Linked DNA regions of Homo sapiens: region 2 is linked to region 1. The links are chromatin loops, found by intact Hi-C in ENCODE. Cell type or tissue: IMR-90. All regions are shown on one strand.

What was found. Hi-C counts contacts between places; a loop is a spot of excess contacts. Peaks named below come from ENCODE experiments on the same cell type or tissue, not always from the same donor. Only the 100,000 strongest peaks of a DNase experiment are listed, where the experiment ranks them.
Region 2: a loop joins it to region 1, with 17 times the contacts of the local background. A loop is called at or near these places in 9 of 110 quality-filtered maps.

What each region holds. Positions count from the first base shown.
Region 1 is chr2:84,310,451-84,318,450 of GRCh38, forward strand. All of the region lies in intron 1 of LOC107985905 (a long non-coding RNA gene), which reads right to left. Among named protein-coding and RNA genes, the nearest start is that of SUCLG1, 140 kb to the right of the region's middle. In IMR-90, a CTCF peak has its summit at 4,550 (motif pointing left); a DNase peak (open chromatin) is centred at 4,541; H3K27me3 peaks cover 487 bases.
Region 2 is chr2:84,420,615-84,428,614 of GRCh38, forward strand. It overlaps SUCLG1 (succinate-CoA ligase GDP/ADP-forming subunit alpha), which reads right to left. Exons shown (of 9, transcript NM_003849.4): 8 at 4,801-4,989; 9 at 2,914-3,158. The coding sequence ends at 3,132. Among named protein-coding and RNA genes, the nearest start is that of SUCLG1, 35 kb to the right of the region's middle. In IMR-90, a CTCF peak has its summit at 3,740; no DNase peak of the experiment used is centred here.

The DNA of each region.
Region 1 (8,000 bases):
TAAACTATACAAGGTAGATACCATTACTTTGTTATTTTGCAGATGAGGAAATTGAGGATTAGAAAGGTGAAGTTGCTTGCAATCACTCAGCTAATGAAAGGCATATGCTTTTCCTGAGGGACTGCAGTAACAGACAGTCCTAAACAAAGTATAAAGAAATGAATAACACACACTCCCTGCCCTCAGGATCACTTATAGCAATGATAACAGAAGACAGACAGCTACCTACAACATACGGCAGAATGCCCTCCGCCTGCTTCTGTCGTAGTTTGCTTATTCCCCACCAGCATGGGGTAGAGTGTTTGTAAGAGGCCCATAAAGCTTTAAAATCCCAGACACCCAGATTACACAGAGGACAAATTAAATCAGAATCTGGGGGAATGGGACAGAGTTAGTCCCGGCATCAGTAATTGTTAATGCTCGCCAGGTGACTTCAGTGAGCATCTAGGATTGAGAATTGCTGTGCTAGGATTGATAATATACAATTCAGAAGTGACTTCCGTAGAGCATAGTATGGGGTTAATTTCAAACTCTATCTGGACATTTTATTTTAGCATATATCACAGCCAGAGCTTGTGTGCTTGATCTCCTGTGCTGAAATTATGCTTTTCCAGGAGACAAATGTGCAGCCAAGGGTGAGAAGCACTATCCTACTGTTGCAGGAAAGTGTTCTGGGATTTCTTGGAGGAAAGGAAGGAGGGCGAGGTCTGAGCAGGTCAGGCTCAGAGCCACATATCACGGCTTGAACCTGAGCATCTCTGTTTTTGTCTTGTTTATATCGTGGGTCTCTGCCTCAGGTTTCTGGAAAAGAAAGGGCTCTGTTGCTGCAGAAATAAGTGTGAAAACCACTGTCTTAAAGTTCTTAGATGTCAAGAGTCCACAGGGTTTTTGTGTCAAGAAAACTATTTCTCAGCATCATCTTCAGGGTTACCTACTGGCACTTTGGTTACTGAAGTTCTTACGTGCAATTGCTGAAAAGCAAAGAATTGCTGGAATTAGAAAAATACCATAATTTAACGAAAGTGTCAATGAATACCATAAACTCAGAGTTTACAGGAGCCTTCACATATTCATACACTGCATATTTATTGTCTACTATGTTTTAGATGCTGAGGATACACCTTGAAGTTGACAGACAAGGTCTGGCTTTTAGGAAGTTTCTATTCTATTAAAATACAATTTAATCAGGCACAGTGGCTCACACCTGTAATCCCAACACTTTGGGAGGCCCAGGTGGGAGGATCACTTGAGTTCAGGAGTTTGAGACCAGCCGGGCAATACAGTGAGACCCCATCTCTAAAAATAATAATAAAAATAAAATTTGTAGCATGCCATTGATTTGCACTGGGTTCCTAGCCCAACAGCTCAAACCAATATGTGGTAATTCATGCTAAATGAAACAAATTAATTTAGAAGTATACTCATGTAACAAACAGCTGAACTTCAGTCAATGGTAGGTGGTCAGCTGATTCAAGTAAGACAAAATGCTGAGCTATAACTAAGTTGTTCTTTTTACCTCACTTCCCTTTTCTGTCCATAAATGCTGCTGTCTGATCATGTAGCACACAGAAGCTCTTTGACCCTGTTCTGGTTCTGGGGGCTGCCAGATTCACTTCACTAATCATTTTTGTTGTTGTTTTTTGGGTTTTTTTGCTCATAGAAACTCTGATAAATTTAAACTTGAGATTTTTCCTTTTTAACAATTCTAATGGGGAAGACAAGCAAGGGACAAATGTATAAATGAGATAATATGCATAATACACATCTTTCATTCTCAGGCCTGTCTGCATGGAGCCCTGTAGAGGAGGGGCTCTGCCAGGTGGTGCTCCTGCTCAGTCCCCCCTGCTTCAGAAGAGTCACTTTCCTTTCTAGCAAGGCCGGCGGGTCCTCTGCAGCTCAGTCCATGGGGGTCAGCTGGCATGTGCCACTACTGCTGCTGCTGTGGCCCCCTGTCCTCAGAAGCTTATCTGAGATCTGATGGAGTCTGAGAACCAGCTTGCCTTTGAGGGGCACCCAGAGGTCTTGGTTTCTCTACATCAGAAGGGTCCTTTGCTAATGAGGAGTTCACCTTGAGAGGTCTTTACCTCCCCAAGGCTACTTGGCTTCCATACATTTTTGAAGTATCCAAAAGCCCATCCTGTGAGAGATGATCACTTAAACACATCTTGTTGCTTCATATCTGCAACCTCAGATATCCAAGCCATTAGAGGTGTTCTGGGATTCACCCTAGAAAGAGGATTCCTGAATGTGTCATTTCTGTATGTGTCTGAATAAACAGTCACAAATGATTAGAGCTTACTGGGTATACTAATATATCCCACAGTCTGATTTTAAAGCTACAGATAGGTGTTAATGTAGAGAGACACCATCTATAATCCGATGAATGAATTGAATGAATATATAAGAAAAAATTTGTAATAAGCACATCAGTGTTAGCATACACATGAGAATGTCAAAGGTAGTTCAAACTCCGTTTAAACAATCTGCTCTCCTAAACATTGCCTTGTTCTTAATATCCTTTTGTAACCTCAGTAAAAAAAACAAACAAAAAAATACCACCTATCTCCTATGGATATAAGCACAAATATCAAATGAATAAGCTGAAAATTAATGAGTTTTCTTTTTCTTTAAATGGCTATACAAAAGCTTCAGTCTTCCCTTGTCAAATCATCAGGAATTTCAGGCACATAACTTTCATTCTGATGGGTTCATCTCACAGAATAAAAGACTTGCTTATAAAACAGCATTATTTTCTTCTCTTATTGAAAAATGTGTACACACTTCAAAGTTAAAAACAAAAGTTTCTTAAAGCACAAAGAAGCAACTTAAAATCACTCCAAAATTCTTAGCTAAAATACAAAGATTAATTATATGGAGTCTTTCCTTCCAGTCTTAAATGTTATATTTTTACAGGAATAACAATTTTTGCTAAGAACCTGAACTAGCACACATCAGGACAGAGTTGCATAATTAGTGGCTTGGAAAAAGATAGCAGTCACTCTTTAGCTACCAAATTGGCAAGATCAGAAATGAATGGCACCATAAAGATCTCACGTCTTTCATTAATGCTTAAAGCTGAGACTTTATTTATAAGGAGATTCTAAATTCCAGGCCAGTCTCACCGGGCTGTCCTTGATAGAGGTAGCCTGTTTGTCATGTTAATGAAGAGAAAATTTCCAGTTCTGAGTTCCACAAAGACTGTTCTCCCCCACCTACAGCTAAAGAGGGAGAAAAATGTCAGCAGGTAAGGGGTAGAATTGGAGTGAACCACTTCCTTACCTTTGGGAGCAGCTGGCCTAATGTCAATGTCAAGGGTGGGGCAGTTCCAGCTCCATCAGAGGTGACTGCACCATGACAGGCAATGCTCATAGGCAAATCCACAGCTCAGCACTTGACAGGCTGGAATATTATCTATCCCAGTGCTTCTCAAACTGGAGCAGCATCAGAATCCTGGCAGAGGGCTTTTAAAGCACAGATTGGGGCCAGGAAGGGTGGTTCACATCTGTAATTCCAGCACTTTCGAAGGCCGAGGTGGATCACTTCAAGCCAGGAGTTGGGAACCAGCCTGGGCAACATAGCAAGACCCTGCCTGTACTAAAATATATATTTAAAATTAAAACACACACACACGCACACACACACACTCACACAGATTGCTGAGCCCCACCCCAGGGTTTCTGATTCAGTAGGTTTGAGAATTTGCATTTTTTTATTATTATTATATATTTTTTTAAAAGATGGAGTCTCACTCTATTGCCCAGGCTGGAGTGCAGTGGCAGAATCTCAGCTCACGACAACCTCTGCCTTCTGGGTTCAAGCAATTCTCCTGCTTCAGCCTCCCATGTAGCTGATACTACAGGCATGTGCCACCATGCCCAGCTAATTTTTGTGTTTTTAGTAGAGACGGGGTTTCACCATATTGGCCAGGCCTGTCTCAAACTCCTGACCTCAAGTCATTTGCCCACCTCGGCCTCCCAAAATGCTGGAATCACAAGTGTGAGTCACTGCGCCTGGCCAAGAATGTGCACTATAACAAGTCACCAGGTGATGCGAATCCCAGGGGGTTCCAGGACCACGCTTTGAGAACCACTAGTCTATCCTGATGTTTGCACTGTTTAACATAGAAGTTCAAAACCCGGGCTTTACAGTCTGTCAGACCTGGTTTTTATTCCTAATTCCATCAATTAATAGCTATGTGAACTTGGGCCAGTAACTCAATTAATCTGAGCCTCTATTTTCTCACAAGTAGAATAGGAATAATTGCAGGGTTGTTCTAAGAAATGGATCATGTAATGTGTAAGTGCTTACACTTATGAAGCATTGCCAGCTTCATAATAAACATTTAATACATGATTATTAGTCTTTCTATTCAAGCCCTACCTCAACACCCTCCTGGAATCTTTCTGCACCTGTTCCTATTGATCTCTTAGTCCTCTAAAATGTTGGTTCACTTGCTTTCCAACCCGCTCTGTGGTAAGGAAACTCCATTTCCCCACCCCCATAGAGCCTCCCGACTCCACTAGCAAGTGGGTAATCCTCTGCTGCCACCTTGTGGCCTTCCTTCGCCTCACGCATTGCAGGCTAACCTTGTCAAGGTGGCGTTTCTGGGACTGCAATCCAGTAGCTGAGCATAAGCAAAGGAGCCAGACGTGGTGCCCGCTCAGTCTGCTCAGTCGATGTGAGGACTGTGAGGAAGGGTTCCCAACAGGACAGTCCGAAGGACACCCAAATCCTGAGGGCTACAGAATAACAGAAAGGAGCTGGAATCAGCACCAGGAGAGCAGGAGAGCGACCTGGCTGTGATCTCAGGTGAGTCTAGAGGCCCCGCTGAGCTCACTCAAGGCCTGGCCAGTGCCCTTCTATGCAGGACCCCAGGACACCTGCCTGTAGACATTTCTGAGGATTCCAGGGATCTCGAGCATATCCCTTCAGATCCCTCTTGCTACTGAGGTGGCCAAAGTCATGTGTGTCTAGGACAAGGCTATTAGAGGGTCCCCAGTAGTCCCATGTTGAGACCATAGTCCCAACTCCGAATGAAGACTGTTCATTGTAGCTGGTTTGGAATAGAAACCCAGTACTTCGGTGAAGAAAGCAGCAGGACAGAGCGATGTGAGCAATGAAATGAAGACTCAAGTTGCTCTTGTCTTTTATTCCCATTACTCCTTTTCCCTGGTACAAGTGTCTTAATGAGGGGGGTTGACAGCTCGATGGTGGGGGGTGGGTACAAATACAAACGGTATTTTTTTTTTTCAGGGATAGTAGGAAACACCTCTTTCCAGGAGCACATCACACCTGAGGTTCACGGTAGTGATAACTCTCTCCCCTCCTTGTGTTCTCATCCCTTAGAGCAATGAACAATGAACCAGAAGGTAGGGTGGAGAGTGAGGATGACACCTGGGATGGCAGCCACAGACCAGGAAGGCTGAGCTGGGAAATTGGTGCATTTTTTGGCTTCTCTCTTTAGAACATGGGTTATTTGGGGCCTTTTCATCCTCATTTTTGGGCCCCCAGGCACCAATTCTGAGAAACAGGAAAAGTTGCACTCAGCATCTCCTCCCTAGACCATGCAATCCGGCACACACTCAGACCCCTGAAAGAAATAAAAAGCAAAGCATTCCGATCCTTCTCCAGGGGATGGCATTTGTTCTCCTTCTGCAGAGGCTCATTTTAGATTTGCCTCAATGTAATATGCATAAGAAGTTAAGTCACCAGGGGCACCCCTTCCCCTCTCTAGAAGAAAGCTAAGACAAGGAAGGGGTTAAACAAAGGAGTAGGGCAAAACAGACACAGGCAGAGGAATGTAAGTTCTGCTGGTGAATCTGGGAGTAGGGGGGGTTATCTACCAACAATTTTCTACCCCTTAACCAGACATAAGCCTTGAAAATTGACTTCTTTAAGGCATTTAATCATGCTATCTCACTTATTATAAAGCATGCAACAGTTTGACCAAGGTCTTTTTTACATTCATTAATTCACATGGGTTTTAAATCTTGCAACAATTCTCTTGCATTGGTAGAGCAAACATCACTTATTCACTGATAAGAAAAATGGAAGCTCCAAGATACTAAATGGCTTGTCCAAAATCACAGAGCATTAGTCTCTCTCCGAGGGCAAAGTATTTATATCCAAAACTATAAACTTATACAGCATCTAGCTAGTTAACCAGCTTCAAGCACTTCAAGCAAGGCCTTGAAGGAATAAGGAATAGGGAGTGTGTGAACATTGTGCATATAAGTTTGGGTGAAGGAAGCAAAGTTGCAGAATCAAGACTGATGTGCAGGAGAGTGGCTTGATTTGCTAGCAGTGGGCAGTCAGAAAGGAATATGACTCCTGGGTGCTGGGACAGAAGGTGAGTGGAAGCTTTGTAGATTATCAACCAACAGAAGGCAAACTCTTCATTTACCTTATTTTACTTTTCCTCCTCATATAGATCCAAGTATGCCCAGTTGCACCATGGGAAAAATCTCTTCTCAAAGCCAAAACTATCTGAGGTGGGGGAAAAGATCCTAAAATACTTTTAACCATTTTTGTGTGGTTCTAACTTGTCTAAGCAGCAAAGAAACTTTCCTTTGTTAACTCGGGGGCGTCAAAGCCAGCTTTGTTTTCATGCCTAGTATTGATTTGGATCCTCCGGGGGGGGTCTCTTGACATCTCTCCACACCTTGCCTGATGAAGCCAGCAAGTCCAATAGGCTTCTCACTCACTGACAGACTGAGATGTTCAGAGCCCCTGTCTGGCATAACAAAACCTCTCTAGGGCAGAGTGAGGAGCTGAATGCCAAATCTCCACACAGGGCTTATGAGATCCTTCTGACATCATCATTTTTCTAGCCTGGAGAAAGGACTGGTGAAGGGAACACAGGACTTTTGTGTTCTCTGCTCCTAACAGACATAAACTCTTGAGAGGCAGCCCTTCACCGTGCGCTCCCTGAAAGAGGCTAGGCTGGACCAGCCATCAACCATCCTAGTTCCCAGCCTGACCCTGCCCTCCACAAGCTAGGTTACTCTGCCACTTCCCTTCTGGCCTCAGTTTCCACATCTGTCCAACAAAGGCTGGATGGAAGATTTCTAAAGCCCTCCTCAGCTGTCTTTTCTCTTTGGTGCTATGACTGGTTAAATTCCTCATTTCTTTCATACCTGCCTTTGACACAGTGTTTAGGTTTTCAGCCATTAAACCCTGGTGTGTCTGAAGGAGTAGCAAGGAGAGATCAGCCAGCCAGAGGGTTTCAACAAAAATACCTCACATGCTTGACAAATATTTACCAGCCAAAATGATATAAACTTATTCTACATACAAAGTCTGATGTTTTCACAATATAATACTCAAAAGTGGTTTTCTTTTGAGACGGAGTCTTGCTGTGTCACCCAGGCTGGAGTGCAGTGGTGGGATCTCAGCTCACTGCAACCTCTGCCCCTCCAGGTTTTAAGCAATTCTCTGCCTCAGCCTCTGGAGTAGCCGGGACTATAGGCATGTGCCACCATGCCCGGCCAATTTTTTGCATTTCTAGTAGAGATGGGGTTTCACCATCTTGGCCAGGCTGGTCTCAAACTCCTGACCTCATGATCCACCTGCCTCAGCCTCCCAAAGTGCTGGGATTACAAGCGTGAGCCACCATGCCTGGCCTCAAAAGTGGTTTTCAATGTTTGATACAGACACCTGGCAACCAGAGCTCAGAAGAAATGTGTACTTTTTTTTTTTTTTTTCTGAGACGAAGTCTTCGCTCTCGTTACCCAGGCTTGAGTTCAATGGTGCAATCTCAGCCCACTGCAACCTCCGCCTCCTGGGTTCAAGCAATTCTCCTGCCTCAGCCTCCCTAGTAGCTGGGATTACAGGCACCTGCCACCAAGCCCAGCTAATTTTTTTTTGTATTTTTAGTAGAGACGGGGTTTCACCATGTTGGCCAGCCTGGTCTCAAACTCCTGACTTCAGACGATCCACCCACCTCGGCCTCCCAAAGTGCTAGGATTACAGGCGTGAGCCACCGCGCCTGGCCCTAAGTG
Region 2 (8,000 bases), 110 kb after region 1:
ATCTAAAAGACGACATACTATATGATTCCCTTCATATATATTTCTAAAACAGACAAAACTAATTTCAGGTGAAAAAGAATACAGGTAACCTATAGAGAGGATGCAATTAGGTAGGATATGATGGAACTTTCTGAGATAATGAAATGGTCTATATTACGAGGAAGATGTTGTTACATGGGTTCATCCATTTCTCTAATGTATATGGCTGAGATTTATGCATTTCAAAGTATGTAAAATTTACCTTAACAAAAGAACTCTTTTAACAACATCACTGCTATGGGACGTGGATTGGAGATTACTTACCGATCATACAATAATGGTAGAATGTTGATAATTTTCAAAGCTAGGTGATGGGTACATGGGAGTACATTATGCTATCACAATTCTTTTGTAAATGTCTTAAAGTTTGCATAACCAAAGTTTTTCAAATTTACTGGAGTTGTGAGTAGCCCTTTCACTTTTTTGTTAATAAAACTGAAATAGGAAACACCACAACCTAAAATTCCAACCACTGCTGTCTGAGCTCTCAGATCAGAGGTAGTGATGGTGTTGTAGGAGGGAAGAGAGGTGAGAGAGGTGGTTAGGAGAAGGTGGACTCACAGGATCCTAGGAGGAGTGGAGAGGGTGGGTGGGAAAAGGAAGATGAAAGGGAATGGGAAAATGGAGGTGGTGGTGGAAGAAGATGAAAGAGTCATGGGGACACTGAGCTCCCTGGTTTAGGCAACAGGAGCAGAGGAGTGAAAAGAGAGATGTAGTCTTGGGACACATGCTCAGAGGACAGGGCAGGGTGCTGAGGCAATCCCAGAGCAGTCCTGGGTCAGGGTGGACCCTGAAAAGGATACCTTCTGTTAGGGTCGTGCAGTGGACTGAATGTTTATGTCCCCCAAATTTGCGTGTTGAAACCCTAATCAGAATGTGATGGTATTGTGAGGTGGGGCTTTTAGGATGTAATTGTCATGAGGGTGGAGCCCTCCTGAATGGGATTAATGCCCTTATAAATGACCAGCAAGCTAGCTAGCTCTTTCCACCTTGTGAGGATACAACATTGCTGTCTGTAGACCAGGGTGAGACCCTTACCAAGAACCCAACCCTGCTGGACCTTGATAGTGGACTTCCCAGCCTCTGGAACTGTGAGAAATAAACGTTTAAGCCATCTGGTTTATGGTATTTTGTTATAGCAGTCTGAGCTAAGACAGGTCACCTACCTATCATCTGAGTTGTGTCCCTGTCACAAAACCCCATTGAGTTCAACTAAGACATTTTCCCTATAGGGTCCTTGGTTTAGAGGAAAGAGGAAATGCCTTCCTTCCTGGGCCAGTAGTGTCACCCTGGATGTCCTAAGCACAAGAGCAGAGTACACTCAAGTTTATGGAGAAATGCCAAGCCCTAGCCAAGCCTGCCCTGTGATGAGCACCCTCACACACCACATAACGTATACCCAGGTACCCTCTGGCATGGAAGCCATTATCCACATTTTCAAGCTGAGGAAACAAGCAGAAACTAAAGTCTACTTGATCTGAAAGTCAATCACCATGTGTCCCTTGGTCTGGGCAGAATTCCTTGGTCTGTGACACTTAACACCTGCTTTTTGTGTTCTCAGCAGCAGCCTGGGCATGGCCATGCGAGCTCCCAAAACACAGTTCCTCAGGCCCATCAAACCTCCCCAAACCCATCTCAAATCCCCCAGTATTCCTTCACCTCCTCAAAATGAGCCCTTCCCCCTCCCTGACTTTGCACAGGCTGTTCCCTTACCTGAGTGTTCACACTCCCTTTTTGCATGGCTGGTACCTTCTCAGTCCTCAGGTCCCAACTCACATCCCCTCCCCAGGGAGAATTCCCGTCTGCGTTTCTTCAGGGGCTTCTCCCTAATATTATTTTTTTTTTTTGAAGCTCTTACTTGTTTCCTTCAGGACAGTTACACTATCTGATAATATTTTGTTCCAGAATGTAAGTTCCTGATGACAGGCACCACCTCTGTCTTGTTTAGTGGGAATTACCCACTGGGATTACTTCTTGTTAAGAAGTTCTTTTAAACACAAAACAGGATGGCTAACAGCTTTCCAGTTTTCTTGCAGTGAAATGTCTTAAACCTCAAAGAATGTGGGCTCTGGATGGGCCCTCTGCAGAACCACAGAAAAGCATGGCATTGGTGAAGATTCTCCATTTCCCAATGAGGCAGAAACTGAAATATAAATGAGCTTCTGCCTCTAATCCTGATGATGATAATGATGATGGTGTGGTGGGGATGGTAGTGATGATAGAGGCACTGATGACAATTAAGTTGCCTTATTACATGCCAGGGACTTCACACATTATCTCCAACCCTTTGAACTACCCTGCATGATGGAGATATATACATACATTAGAAAACTATAATTCAAAAGATACCTGAAGTCATTCTATGTCTAAGATAGACAAATGTCACGTTGACACTGTTACAGCCTCATTCTCCCAGAGGTTTCGGTTACAATGTTCTCTAAAGAACCCATTAAAGGCCCAGCGCGGTGCCTCATGCCTGTAATCCCAGCACCTTGGGAGGCCGAGGCAGGTGGATCACAAGGTCAGGAGTTCAAGACCAGCCTGGCCAACTTGGTGAAACCCCGTCTCTACTAAAAATACAAAAAAAATATATTAGCCGGGTGTGGCGGCAGGTGCCTGTAATCCCGGCTACTCGGGAAGCTGAGGCAGAGAGAACTGTTTGAACCCCGGGAAGCGGAGGTTGCAGTGAGCCAAGATCACACTACTGCACTCCAGCCTGGGTGACAGAACAAGACTCTGTCTCCAAGAAAAACAAACAAACAAACAAACAAACAAAAAGAACATATTAAAACATACACACACATAAATACACCTCCATTTCTCCCACTCTCCTCATCCTTCACACTGGAACAATAATAAGCCTCCAAAACCATATTGAAATCAAATAGTAGATTTATTGGCTGTCTCTGTAATACAATGTGGTGAAAACATCTTAATTCAGGACATCTTCCACCTTGTTTTGGCTTCCAGTTGTACTGCAAGACCAGTGTCAGGCACATAGGCTGATTAATCAGTGGACAACAGAAGCAAACTGCTGCTGGGTTACATGTCTACGTGATCCATTCCACAGTTTTAGGAATTTTTTTTTTCTTTCATAGCATCTTCCTCTTTTCAAATTCCTTCAGAAACAGAAGAGAGAGAGAAGAGAGATGGAATGAATAAAGATAAAAGATCCAAATCACATTTAGGATCAAAATGATTTTGAAACCTATTATCTTTAGGATCCCCTGAACAATCAAATTACAGAAGAAAAATGTACCAGGATGAGGGTGTTTGAACACAGAATAACAGCTTTCAAAATCAGTCTGTGTCAGCCTGAATTTCACGAAACAGATGCAGAGCTTCAACTTTACATTTCCTAAATCCAGAAGCAGAGAGGGAGGTTTTGAATAATATTTATTTTTTCACAGCAGTATAATAACAATAATTTTGGGAGCTGAGAAACTTCATTATGCTTCTGTAGTGCTATATACATGAACCCTTCTAAGAAGGCAATGGAAACAGGTTTGCTCAGTTTCTCAGAGAATAAAGCTAAAGACAGATTGTTACAAGGATTTGAACAAAATGTCAAGAACCTTAGAAATACCTGAAACAAACAAATATCTTAAGCAAAGTAGTGTTTAAGGAAACAATACCAAAAATCATATTTTTCTAGATTGTAACAATTAGGATAAAATGTGTAGATCCCTGCTGCCACTTACTGGAAGAAAATGGTAACACACATCTCCAATGTGAATTTAAGCATTTGCTTTTCTCCTTACCCCACCTTCAAATAAAATTATTTCTCACTCTCACTAAGCACCTAGATTTCTTTCAAACACTTTGGCACATAGTGTTATATTCCAAGAGCAGGATCATGCAAAGATCAATAAAAAAAGGAGTCCACTTTATTTATCTCTAAGACAAGGGCAAAGAAGACCACCAAATCAGGATTTTGAAATTCTCTCTGAATGCTGTTCCCTTCTAGGAAACCAACTGGTACCTATTTTCAGCATGCTTAAGAGGAGATTTTTTGTTGTTTTTTGCTTTTTGTGTGTGTGTGGCAGGGGTATACCATCATAAAAATAATGAGGGAGAGAGAGCCTTAAATGATCACTCAAAGAGACAAGCTGAAAATCAGTGCAAAGAGATTACAAAAGACATCAAATTACTTAGAATATTTAAACCCATAATGTCCTATTAAAAAAGGAAAAGCAAAACAAACAAACAAAAAACCAAAAACAAACCAAAAAAATGGTTAACAATGGTATCACAACATAGCCAGGGCCAATCTCCCCATCCTCTTTAGATCTCCCTCCACCCAAACTCCTTCTTCATCCAATTTCCATTTCTTGTTACTCAGCCTCCAACCTCCTCTCCCTAGAAACAGAAACCCATGGGGTCAGGGTGGCTATATCCCAAAGGAAAAAACAAGTAACAAAACATAAAGCAGTTCTCTGCACAGCTACCTTCCAAACTCTCAAAATGGAAATCATGACACTTACGATCTTCAAGATGCTTTTTGTGTATGTTGTATCTTGCCACTTACAAAAATAAAAATCCCAATGTTTAAAGAAGAAAGCTTTAAAATAAGAACATTATTCCTGGTCATGCCTAATTAGGGCACTAGGACATCAATAGAGTTGATACAAACTATTAAGCTGCACATCAGAAAACCAATTAAGTCCCAGAAGCAAAGGCCATGATTTCCAGGTATCCAGTGTGGCCACACACAGAGAAAGCCTGCAACCTCAGAGCACCTGGGCCACTGTTGGAGCTCACCTTGTAGATCGTGGTTCCCAGCTGTGCAGGAGACATACTGACCACAACTCCTGCACTCTGAAGGGCAGAGATCTTCTCTTTAGCTCCACCTTTTCCTCCAGCAATAATTGCCCCGGCATGACCCATTCTTCTCCCAGGAGGAGCAGTTAAACCAGCAATGAAGGACACTACAGGCTTGGAATTTGGACCCTAGAAAGAAAGTAATATTTTAAATGCTCTAATGAAGAAGTCAATCAAAACGGGACCTCAAATTCATGACTCTGCTGGTAAATGGTAAATGGCTTGGGCAGGGGAAAGCCCACCATTCATCTTAGGAAAACCAACACAAATATTAAACCATGATTGAAACCACTGCATTCTCCTTTGAGTTAACTTTCCATACAAACTCAGGAATACAACACTGTGCCAATGTCCGTATCTGTTCAATATAAAACTTCCACTTCACAAATACACATGACGCTATCATTTGAAAAGTAAAAGAGCATACTGGAAAATATGATTTGCGATAATAATAATTTAAGACACAAGACTGGGTTGCTTTACTTCAACCTAATATTATGCCTTAATTCATTATTAGTTCACCCTTAATAAATGTGCTAAAAGAAAAAGATGAGGTGGGAAGTATACTGGAAAGGACCTAGGACTTAATTTTCTAGTAACAAAAGCTGCACGACCTTGGACAAGGCTTCTTGAGAACCAGACTTCTGCTTCCTCATCTATGAAATGAAATGGCCAAACTGGATTGATGCCCAAAAGCCCTTTCCACTCTGGAATTCTGTGTCTAAGAGGGAAGATCAGAATTGGTTTTATTCAGCAAAAATCCATTCTAATGTACAATCTCTATATACTAGATTCTGAGGTTTAAAAAAAAAAAAAAAGAAAATATAAAAATGTCTGTACTCTAGACATGCAAAGTAGTTGAAGAAATAATATAAAATATGTATATACCTCAATCCATTAAGAGATACCATAGGCCAGGCATGGTGGCTCAGGCCTGTAATCCCAGCATTTTGGGAGGCCGAGGCGGGCAGATCACGAGGTCAAGAGATCGAGACCATCCTGGCCAACATGGTGAAACCCCATCTCTACTAAAAATACAAAAATTAGCTGGGCATGGTGGCTCGCGCCTGTAGTCCCAGCTACTCGGGAGGCTGAGGCAGGAGAATCGCTTGAACCCGGGAGGCGGAGGTTGCAGTGAGCTGAGATCATGCCACCGCACTCCAGCCTGGCGACAGAGCAAGACTCTGTCTTAAAAAAAAAAAGATACCATAAACTAATATATGAATATATGATTAAGTTTCATAATTAATGGTAATATCATGTTCATAACAGAAGTCCAGAGATAATAAGGAACCAGGTAAAACAGAGAGGACTGAAAAGGCAGAACTTGAGCACAAGTGGAACCTGAGAGCTTTCACTTAGGTACCATCATCTTCCCCTAGACCAGCAGTTCTCAGATCATTTGGTCTAGGGATCCCTTATACTTAAAAGAATTATTGACGATCTCAAAGAGCTTTTGTTGATATGTATTATATCTAATGATATTTAGTATATTAGAAATTAAAACAAATTTTATAAATATTTGTTAATTCACTTAAAAATAACATTTTAACACTTTAAAAACCATTCTAGTGAGAAGAGTTGCGTTATTTTACCACTTATATTTTCAACTCTTGAATGTTTAACTTAATGAAAGACAAATGGATTCTGATAAATGCTTTTGCATTCAATCTGTTGTAGTGTGTTATTTAAGCTGAAGTATAAAAGGAAAATCCAGCCTCACACAGATATGTAACTGGAAAAGGCAGAAGTATTTTAAATGACTGCCTTACAGATAATTGGGAGTATTCTTCTTTGATACTAACCAAATCTCTCAAGTGGTAATTTCTTACAGGTTAGGTGCAATGTTGGAATCTGAAACCATAGCAGTGAACTTTCTGTCCCTTGTTAATTTAAAACTCATTAATCTGTCTTGCACTTTGAGTGATCTTTTAACCACAGTGATTTTGTAACATGCATTCCTCAGTTAGGAAATATGTATGGGTTCACTGAGTTATGCAGATCTTCCAAATGCTGACATGTTTCATCATTTAATAACAACAAATCAGTTATCAGTATCACCATCAAGCTCATTAGAAAAGCCTCTAGGTAGGAGGAAGCTGTCAAGCTCACAGTTGCAGATGCAAATTTTCTAAAATTTTAAATATTCACTTGAAAGTTCAAATGTTATTATTAGCAACAAATACTATCAACTGTTTCCCTTGACACAGCAGGTTTACTTTGTTCATTATTGAGAAGAGATCTGTCTGAATTACCAGTTCGTCTGCCAGTCATTCTTTCAAGTAAAATTGGTGTCCCATGAAAAGGGCAGCTAGTTCAGCTCACAACTCAATTGTGACAATGCTTTACTTCCCATTTTATCACAAAATACTGACTCCAGGGTCATAATTTAATAAAATTAATAATTTGCATTGCTTCATCAAGGACACTCATAAGTGAAACTGGCTTTTTTTTTCTTTGCACTGTGAGTAGTACATGGCAGTGAATGACTGCTACTCTGGTTCGACTGACTGCCCTGATTCCCACTAAGATGCAGCATGCAAGGAGCTACATGGTCAGACACTGCTTACTCCTGCCTCATCTGCCACCTTTCCTCCCTTTCTCCTTATCTTCCAGTAACCCCAGAATGCTCTAGCTCTGTGCCTTTGCTGAGAATGCTCTCCACCCTCCTTGGATGCTTGGCAAACTCCTACTTAACTTTTAAGATCTGACTCTAGCTTCCTCTTCCCCATAAGCCTTTTCTATCTCTCCCTCCCACCCTCCCCACAAATGCCCTCATAGGTGATCATCTCATCAGTGACCCTGTTGTGCCTTTTACACCCTTCTACTATTAAATTCAGCACACTGGCTATAACCTATTCCCCGTGTGTTCTTCTACTAAACTATGAATTCCCTGAACACAGAGGTTATATTTTCACTAACTTCGGTATGCCTGGCACCTACTGTAGTACCTATGGTATAGAATTAAAAAGAAAAGACTCCACAAATTATTTACTCATTCACTCATAAGATCTACATAGAATATGAGAATCTCATGTTTGAGTGGCATTAATTTGTATTTGATTCCACTCCCCTGTTCCCCAAAAAGTGGGAATATTGTTGCACTAGAAAGGATCAAGACTTTGTTGAGCCTAGAATGG